2 separate regions of the Homo sapiens genome follow, and region 1 is linked to region 2. Evidence: chromatin contacts called from ENCODE Hi-C data. All regions are on one chromosome and are shown on one strand. The core of a region is the stretch at or near the end of the contact, and the rest is flanking DNA. Distances in the headings are between cores, read along the strand shown.

The links. A loop is a pair of places that touch in the nucleus more often than their neighbours do. Pooled maps may share reads with other maps.
Region 1: a map with no recorded cell type shows a loop between it and region 2 (2.3-fold over the local background). The contact joins two enhancer-like sites. A Hi-C loop is called at or near these places in 2 of 37 single-sample maps with no recorded cell type and 2 of 50 pooled maps.

The regions. Positions count from the first base shown.
Region 1 is chr20:54,081,840-54,087,033 of GRCh38, forward strand. No RefSeq gene overlaps it. Among named protein-coding and RNA genes, the nearest start is that of BCAS1, 14 kb to the left of the region's middle. Within about 2 kb of position 3,237, at least 3 of the 41 ENCODE cell types and tissues checked have a DNase peak (open chromatin) inside an H3K27ac peak, as active enhancers do.
Region 2 is chr20:53,146,794-53,151,948 of GRCh38, forward strand. The region is part of intron 1 of TSHZ2 (teashirt zinc finger homeobox 2); the gene reads left to right. Among named protein-coding and RNA genes, the nearest start is that of TSHZ2, 180 kb to the left of the region's middle. RefSeq lists a silencer at 2,423-2,623. Within about 2 kb of position 2,783, at least 3 of the 41 ENCODE cell types and tissues checked have a DNase peak (open chromatin) inside an H3K27ac peak, as active enhancers do.

The sequences.
Region 1 (5,194 bases), core at 1,987-4,486, 940 kb after region 2:
TTTGATGTATTTAATATAACATAATTATAATATTTAATATAAACGTAGTTGCATATGCTTAAAATACAAAGTATGTCTGTGTTGAAAACAAGTATAATTTTTTCATCCAATACATACTATGCTCTTAGCTGGAGAGTTTATGCCCTGATATTTATCACATAGCATAGGAAGACCCCCATCTCTACAAATATTGAAAAAAAAATTTAGCCAGGCATGGTGCTGCGTGCCTATGGTTCCAGCTACTCGGGAGGCTGAGGCTGGGGGTTTGCATGAACCCAGGAGCTCGAGGCTGCAGTGAGCCATGATTGCACCATTGCACTCCAGCCTAGGCAACAAAGCAAGACTCTGTTTAAAAAATATATATAGATGATTAATTCCCACTTTGAACAAACATACTTCCTGAGTCTTCCTGACCCCTGCAGACACTTGAGTTTGTGAGCCCTGACCTGGCTGCTAAGCGGTGTCCGTTGGTTTTCCTGTTGCGCCCGGGGTAGAAGTTTGAAGCTGAGCTTCAAGTGTTTGTCTTTCCCTTGGGAGAAGGAGATTTTCTAGCTCACCTCACATAGTGTGTAGACATCTGGGTTATCCTCGCTTCTCTAGAGAACTATAGCTGAGAAAATGAGAAGCCATCTCTGAGGAGTAATAACACACAGTGCTCTGAGAGGTTGAAACAGAAACTGAGGAAAAAAAACCAAGTTTTTCAAAGGTGGATTTAAACATGATCAGTTTTGCCATATCTGTGTTTTCTCTCTCCTACTGCAGGGCTTCCCAAACTTTAGTTATACACTGAAGCTTTTTTTCTCATTCCTCATGCCATATAAACGAAAACATATTTTCTTTAAATTGACTCACGATTTCATTTGAAGTATCTAAAATAGACACTGACTATGACTACCATAAGTGGAAAATTAGTATTATGTCCCCCAAATAAAATGTAACATTAAAAAATAAACCTGTAACAACTGTAAAGAAAGGTCTTACGTTCTAGCTAGATTCTGTTGCCTGCCTAAGATCCACACCCAAGGCCAGCTCACTCTGTTAAAAATATGTTAAAGGAATTCTAGCATCGCCGGGCGCGGTGGCTCATGCCTGTAATCCCAGCGCTTTGGGAGGCCGAGGCAGGCAGATCATGAGGTCAGGAGTTCGAGACCAGCCTGGCCAACATGGTGAAACCCCATGTCTACTAAAGATACAAAAAATTAGCCGGGCGTGGTAGCACACGCCTGTAATTCCAGCTACTTGGGAGACTGAGGCAGGAGAATCAGTTGAATCCGGGAGGTGGAGGTTGCGGTGAGCTGAGATCGCACCATTGCGCTCCAGCTTGGGGGATAGGGGCAAGACTCCATCTCAAAAAAAAAAAAAAAAAAAAAAAAAAAACAACACCAGAAAGAAATTCTGGCATCAAACTAAGGCTTTCTCTTTGATACATCCAGAAGCATTAGTTGATAATTGAAAGAAAATGGCAAAGGGAATAACTACCTCACCTTCTCAGTTGGTGACTGAATAGTATTTTAAGTTCACTTTATGCCCAGTGCAAACTTTTGTATCACCACTGGTAAGCATTTCATAACTTGTGAAACACTATCTGACTGTTATTCATTTATTAATTGAAAAGAAAATATTTTTATTACTACTTGTGTTACTCCACCAACCAGCTACTATACCAGCCTCTCACTGATTGAACAATTACCACACCATGCTATTTTTCTTGTTCCCTGACACAAGTTTTTGAACCATTCTTGTATACTATTTTTCAATAATTCCTAGTTCCCCTTTTACAGATGATGAAAATAAGACTTAGTGAAGTTAAGAAACTTAGCCAAGCTTCACACCCAGTAAATATAGAGTTGAAATTCAAATGAAGTTTGGACATTACTTCTAAGAGCTTGAGGTTATCTATCCTTCAGATCAACCACCAAAGTTGATTTGATTTCACCCCTCAAGCCCCAAGGCTCCCACAACTTAAGAAACAAATGATTCTCCTGTCAGAGAACAAGGATAAAAAACTCCAGAGAAGTGCTATTTTTTCCTTAGCAACAAGGGGAGATATGGTTCCAGATTCAGAATCAATCACAAATGTGATTTACATGGAACTGAATTTTTATCCAGAGGAAACATATTTACTTAGTAAATAGACCATCTTGAAGGAGGGCAAGAGTCCAGAAATAAAACAACTTTCATTCTGAGTAAGGGAAAATGTGGTGTGGGCCTTCTTCTCCAGTGATAGATGTACAGAATTTTATGGACCAATTATAGCTGAAGAAGATTAGGTTTCTTTGAATTCCACAAGATGAAAGGTCCTGTCACTCCTTTATCAGCTGCCTTCTAGAAGTTTCCAGCCATTTACCTATCTATCCCTTAAACCATCCACTCAGCCATTCATTCACTTACCTACCAACCCATTCATTCAGGTATGCAACTAACCATTCACCCAACAACTCACTAATCCATCCTTCCACTCTCCTTCCATCCCTTTCTCCATGTATCCACTCCTCTCTCCATCCATCTGATCATCATCCATCCATCCATCCATCCATTCAATGATCTACCCATCCATCTATCCATTCATCCATCCATCCATTCATCCAATCATCCATCCATCCACCCTACATCCATTCATCCATCCATTCATGCATCCAATTATCCATTCAATCATCCATCCATCTATCCTACCATCCATCCAATTATCCATCCATCCATCCATCCATCCATTCTTTTTGTTCTCCAAACATTTATTAAGCACACACCATGTGCCAGGCCCTGCATTAAGTACTAAGATTATAAAAGGATACAAAGATAAAAAGAGTACAATTTCTATCTGGGCTACAGACTAACAGGGAGAGAGGTATGTATAAAGTGAAAAGAATGTGCAAATAGCAGGAAATAAAGGGGGCATATGAGGCCAAGAATGAGACGTGCTCTCTCAGCCTGAGGTGGGGAGTAAGGCTTTCTGAAAGAAGCATCTTATAAATTGAGAGTTGAATAAAAAGGTGGCATTGGTCAGATGAAAGCCAGAGGTCTGGCAGGGAGAGGAAAGTTGATTTCAACACAGCCAGCCACATGTGCAAAGGCCGAGCATCCATAGCGTTTCTAATGGTACAGTGCTGGAATATATAAGCTCTACATTTTGGGTTCTTAAGGGATTGTCTCATTCCTGATTGAGCTTCCTGAATTCAGATCCTTGCTTGGGCTCTCCCTACCTAAAGACTTGGATTTTCATTTGTGTTTGCATTCAGATGTTGACTGAATCTTGGTCAATATTGTCCCAGATTGTTTGGTACCAGGCCTAAATGCCACAGTATTACTCAGAGCAATTAACCTTTAGTCGTCAACCCAACATATTCACCATACCCCTGTTGAACAAGAGACTGGGCTTTTCTCCAGCTCATTTCTCCTGGCCCAGGCTGCCTACTGGCAGACTTGTAATGCAGAATTATTTTGCCTGCAGCAAATATTATGGAAGCTTTCTTGGAGGTCTGAGGTTAAACCAGTGCAGAGTTTGCTTTTTGCGTCTTCTTGGCATCCTCAATGGGGACATCATATGCCCCAGCCTTTTTCTGGTGAGGCTAAACATTGGAAACCAATATCTGTTTCCTTCACATTTTTACATAGGATACAACTTCATAGCATGTTGGCACTCATCATTTGGAATAGTAATTCGGTGGGCAATTCAAACCTGTCACTCTCAAAATGTTGTAGTGCCTGACACTGGATTTGTTTGTAAACTTAAGAAAAAGTGTGTTGGAATTGGAAGGGCTGTGTGACTTTGGGCAAGTTACTTAGAGTCTCTGGGCCTCAGTTTTCTCCACCTGTAATAGTAGGCACAATAATATACCTACCTCATGGAATTTTTACACAAGTTAATATTTGAAGTGTTCAGAACAGTTCCTAGAATACAGCAAGCATAGAAGTGTTTGTTAAATAGAATTAAAAAATAGGAAAGAGGTGTAGAGTAGTGAAATCCATTTATGCCTAGTGTTCCATGATTGGAACACTAAGCATGTGGGAGTTATCTATATCCTACTGCTCAAGGTCATTGCCAAGGTCTGATTTTTCAATTCAAAAAATTGCAACTTCAGGCATAAATGGGTTAAAAGCAAAGGTGCAGGAGCCAGGTAGATTTAGGTTCTGATGTGAACTCTGCCATCTTCTCACTGTGTAGCCTTGGGAAAGCTAATTAACCTCTCTGACAGTCCAGTTGCTGTGAAAATGAGGCTATGACAGTTCCTCCCTCTTAGGATGGTGTGGGGTTTAAATGAGATAATGCACAGCACGCGCTTGGCAAGGTGCTGTCATAAAATATATGGTGGTTGTTTGCTTCTATGTCATTATTATTCAACTTAAGGTCTGAGTTGGCCAGAATGAGGAATTATGAAATCACATTTGCAAGAGGAAAGTGAAGCCCTGTCCCTGGGAATCCCAGCCGTCTGCCCTTCTCCTGCATGTCCTCCAGCATCCACTCAGGGATAGGAATCTCTGCAGGTGGGAGAAGGGGCCTCGGTTACTTCTGACAACGGTCCTGGGCCACAGGTCCTATTGTCCTTACTTTATAAACGTGGGCCCTGAATGTTTGGTGACCTGCCTAAGGTGACCCAAGCACTACGTGACAAAGACAGCATTTGAGCCCCTGTCCCCTGCCCCACTCTTGGCATGCACACGCAGCCCTGGAATCAGACAGGCCTGGGTTTGAATCCTGGCTTTGATACTTCCTGCCTGTGAGACTGACAGTGAGTCACTTCATTCCCTTCAGCTCCAAATTCTTCGTCTGTCGAGATGACTAGCAATGGCTGCTCTCAGGGCTTTGGAGAAGATCGTGTAAGGCAGAACATAAGAAGCGTTCAGCGTCATGCCTGGCCCACAGTGAGTGCTTCATCGATGCCTGGCACATAAACTTACTGTAATGTATACTGCTCTTATTACTCAGCACATTCTCAACGCTACTCTAGATTTCCAAAAGAGGAGAGATTTTTGAAAGCCGGGACCTCCAGCTTCCTCACCCTAGAATGATACATTTATGACTGCCAATTTCCTGGGAATCGTATTTTTTTTTTCTTGTCTGGGTTACAGTGTGTAAACGTTCATAAAAGGACACTGCCCTGTTTGAAAGCCAAGAACAGCTGTTCGGAGAGCATGTGTTGTAGGGAACTTCTCAAACAATCGCACACCCTGGCCACCAAGTTTGTTTTCTGAAGGG
Region 2 (5,155 bases), core at 1,533-4,032:
GGAACAAATTCCACCAGCTGATTTGCAGGGAGGTAGAGGAGCGAGGCGGGCGTGAAGGATAGGTACTCTCATTTTTAAGATCTTTATGAAAGTAGTTTCAGGACCCGTATTAATAACTGCAACAACCACCTGAACCATTGACCTTATAATTCTGAAGATTAACCAGTTAGTATTTATAAAGCATTTGATGTTATTTTTTCAGTTGATGGGAATAGCTACATTTCAGTGGCCTGTAATTCTTAATTCATTGATGTCTTCTTCTTCCATTTTGATGCTAAGGTTGATTTTGTGCCCAATGTATTAATTACATGCTTTTTGTTTTTTATTCTTTGTGATCTCAACTCAGCTTATTACATATTTTTTGTTTCCTCATGTGACTCTCATTATTGGCTTTATACATGGATAAATCTATCTGTCTCTTCTAAATTAACTTTGATCTCTTTTAGTGACAATTGATGGGTGACAACCTTAGATATTATACATGGTGCCTGGAAACTGGGCTCAGCTTTCTTTTCATCCCCTTTTCTTTCAGTAGGTCAAAGAATGTCTTTAATATCTCTGTATAAACTCCATTTTGAAGATTTGTATGTTAACAGTTTTGTGCTATCATCTACAAAAAAGGCATAGACACAAAAGTTTAATTGTAGTCCTACCTTCTTCAATCCAGTCTAGAAACTTAAATGTTCACAAAGATTTAATAATATTGTTTAATGAATACTAATTCAATATTTTTCAAAGCTTTAATAATGTCATGTCATAATATCATTAGAAAAGAAATTTTTGATTGTTGGTTGCCATATCACTGTGGTATTAATGTGATTTGTGTGAGACTAAGATTTCTTTTTGTTTGTTTTAAACCAATATTCAGTTCCATCATATCTATGCATAAGACATGCATAAAATAAGTGGTGGGTCTATTTTGTTTTGTTTTGTTTTGTTTTGAGACAGAGTCTCATTCTGTTGCCCAGTCTGGTGTGCAGTGGTGCCATCTCTGCTCACTGCAACCTCCACCTCCTGGGTTCAAGTGACTCTCCTGCCTCAGCCTCCTGAGTAGTTGGGATTATAGGCATGCACCACCACGCCTGGCTAACTTTTGTATTTTTAGTAGAGCTGGGGTTTCACCATGTTGGTCAGGCTGGTTTGAATTCCTGACCTTGCGATCTGCCCGCCTCAGCCACCTAAAGTGCTGGGATTACAGGCGTGAGCCACCATGCCCGGCCAGTGGGTCTATGTCTTATAACAAGATTTGTGTTGTTGTTACACAGCTTAAAATAGAGGCATTTGCACAAACCTGATAAATACAAATGTGTCTTTTGGAAAGTCTCTAAATTCCTACAGCTAATATTTTCTATATCGTACTATTTAGTGTTTAATTATCTACGAACTTCAATTGATCACATGAATGTTATTTCTCTTTGGGGATTTGATCTCAAATGTCTAGAACAGTGGTTCTCAACTGGGGCAACTTCATTTCTCAGGGCACATTCTGCATTGTCTGGGACACTTTTTATTGAAACAACTAGGGTGGGGAAGCTGTTAGCATCTAGCGTGTAGAGGCGAGAGTTGCTGCTAAGCTTCCCACAGTGCACAGGACACCGCCCACCACACAGAGTGATCCAGCTTCGAACCTCAATAGTGTTGAAGATGAGAAATCCTGCATAGGAAGAATTTTGCTTTCTATTTCTTAATTTCTTGTTCTGGATATAGTACAGGCCTGACACCCTGTAGATGCTCATATTCAATTTGAGAATGTGGCTGAGTTTGCCTATTAAATCAGGACCCCAAGTGGATCTAAGTGCAGTGGTTTTGATTGAAAGAAAAAAAAAGTTTTTGCATTCAATATGTATGGATCATGGGGTGGGGGTTGATACAAAATAGAAAAAATATATAGATAAAGAAAATGAAGACATCTCCCAATCTTTTCTGAGATTGCCATCAACATAAAAGGCAGGTTATTAATCTTCAGGGTACAGTCTTTGTATGGAGGGAATCCCTTGGGGGTTATTGGAAATTTTATTGCTTTTCATTGGACTCAGTGTAAAATGGGGTAATTTAGGCTTAACAAACAAAGCTCGGGTTGACTCACTTTTTTTCAGAGGCTCCAGAAAGAGAATTCTCACAGAGCAGGAATCAACCTTTTCCTCCATAAATCACAGGAGGAGGTGAGAATTTGGCTAATATCCAGAGCACTGCAAAGAAATAAACAATGCAAAGCAATCTGTGGCTTACTTGATGCCAGTTTCTCCGTAGATAAATATTTCTGTGTTTTGATCTTATACATTCTTCCCCCTCAAGCTGAAACTTTTTCTGTCTCTCTTCCAGTCTGTCTGTTAGGCGAGGCCTTGGGAGCAGGATCCTGACAATGTACTGGTCAGCTCTTTTAGGGTTTTTTTTTTTTTTTTAAAGTTGATTTCCTCTGCTGGTGAGCCATACATCACTGACATCCCTGTCTGTGCTGCTTGTCTGTGACAGAATGACAGGTGTCATTTGTCACTGGGGCTTGCGGAAGCTGTGGGAAGAGGGATTGAAATTTTTTTTCTGGAAGGGCTCAGTGTCTGCCAGATCATTAAAAAGGGGGCTTTCCAAAGAAAGCTGTGTGTAATGTGATTGCACTTACTGTCAACGATAGGCTAAAAGAAAGAGAGAACATCAAAAGGGAGTGAGAGAAAGAGGGGGAGGAAAGAGAGGAGGAGTTTCTGCCAGGGGCATTTAAAGTTCTTGAGCTGCCAATGCAAGGATCTGCTTTAGTTCAGTTCTAGTGTGTGCATGCTAAATAAGTCCTTCAGAGATTTCCGCTCAGCTCATGGTGCCAATGAGGAGACCGTAACAGGAAACCTCTTTAATAGCACTTCTTCTCATCACATATTATGTAGGGCATGGAGACAGACTTGGTACTATACAGGGCATGACTTGCAGTCCAATCATTGAAGAGCTGAGGCAGGAAAACCTATTTGAACAAAAGCAGAGGGTCCCAATAAATCACGAGGCAAAACTGAGACCTGCTGGCAGGCTCCTTCTCCAAAGAGACATTTACAGCATCCTGTTTGCATAAGCACGCTCGGAAAATGCCCAAGAATATCTCCTTGCAGCTTCTCTCCTCTTGGCATGAAGTCCGTCACCAAATGGATCTCCAGGGATCAGGGAATAGAGTCTGCTTATCATTTCATTGCAAAGGGGAAGTGTTCCTTATTCTACTCCCTGTGCCATTAAAGTAATAAAAAGAAGTTAACACTTTCATAGTTCTGCCTATGTGCCGGACACTGCGGTAAATGTTTTACTTATACACCTCACTGTAATCTTCATAGCAATCCTATGAGATCGCTATTTCTGTTTTGGGGATGGTGTCATTGAAGCACAGAGAGGTTAAGTAACTTATCCAAGGTTGCACACTTCTTGGCAAAGCTGGGATTCAAATCTGGATAGTTGGGGTCTGGAGTCTATGCTTTTAGCCTCTTATTGGGAGGGTGAATGATGAACACAGTGGGGAGGCCAGATGATTTTGATAACTTCCAGATTGCAAATCTAACCATGCTGATTTAGGAAATTAACAATTTAGTGATGATGCAAACCAGGGATCTGCAAACTACAGCCAGTGAGTCAAATCCCACCTGAAACCTGTTTTTATATAGCTGGCAAACTAGAAAGAATTTTCACATAAATGGTTGAAAAATTTTGTAAAAATCTGTTTTCTCTTTTGTTACATAAGTACCTGCACATATCCTCAATTTAGTCTCTTGTCTTGCAAAGCCTAAAATATTTACTAGCTGGTCCTTCACAGGGAGTGTTGGTGGCTTCTAATCTAAGGTAAAATCAACTACAGGAAAATAAAATAAAATAAAATAAAAGTTTTTTAAAAAAAAGAAGGAAAGAAAGAGAAAGAAGAAAGGAAAAAGGAAGGAAGGAGGAGAGGAAGGAAGGAAAGGAGGAAAAGAAAAAGAAGGAGGGAAGAAAGGAAGGAAGGAGAAGATCTTAAAAAGAGAAGAAAAGGAAGGGACTTCATTTAAAAGCAAATAAGAAAACTAAGATCCTCACCAGTGGAGCTCTGAGGCCAACAGAAACACTGAAATTGGGCTGGCTTAGGTATACTTACGTGGGAAGGCCATCCTTTCAAAATAAGTTTTCCTTGACTGCCTTTCCACAAAGCCTGCTGCTTGGAGAGACAAATTAGCTATTAGGTAATCTAGTTAATTGACAAGTGACTTAACTAATTACCCTAACATGCTTATTAAATGTTACCTTTCCCATTCTCAACACATTGTTAGAGCATCAATGTATTTAAGGCCTTATCATATCACGCTCTCTTGACAGCACATTCCTGTTAAAACAGAAGGTGCATGCAGTATGTTTTTTCTATCACTATTTTTCTCCCTCTGTGGTTAGAGTCATAAGAGATAGAATTGGGAGCTGGGTACATAACAAGCCCATCCCTATTAAGGAACAATGTCCTATTATACTGGTGCCTATTCGCTGAGATGGATCAAGAATGGACTAAGTAAAGAAATAATGCATAATATCAAGCCTCGGCTAATGGGTGTAGCTAAAGCTTAGAGAAAACTTACTTTGACTCTGGACTAGTCTTTCCTAGCTGGGAGGGCTAGTGTCTATATTTATACAAATCTACAAATTCCTCAACCAAAATTCTTTGAGGCAGATGTGTTTTACAGTTCAGAGTTTTCCAGATCTTAGAAAGAGAATATGGTACATATACCATGTAGTAGATAATATCTTCAGGAAGGAAGGTGAGGAATAGCATCTTGTATGTAAAAATATAAATATTTCTGCAATGAAGCATTAGGATTACTAAATGAGATTTTTTTAAGCTTTAAAAAGTTCAATAGATTTTTCTGCTACATGAATCACAGAAAATAAGTTTAAAAAAACTTTTGGTATTCAGAGCTTTTAGGATTTTGGGAATCAAAGATAAGGGATTGTGAACTAGGGTAAATGTTACTATCACCTCATGGCCTTTCTAATAACTACAGCCTTCAAGTTATTTTTAAATTTTATATTGGTCATAATTGATACATATGGATACCATTGGTGATTATTCTTTAGCATAATGTGAGATGAAGCATGATATATATCAAGATACATACAAAATAATATGTATGAATATATTTCATTATAATTAATGCCTTTATAAAATACTAAGCAA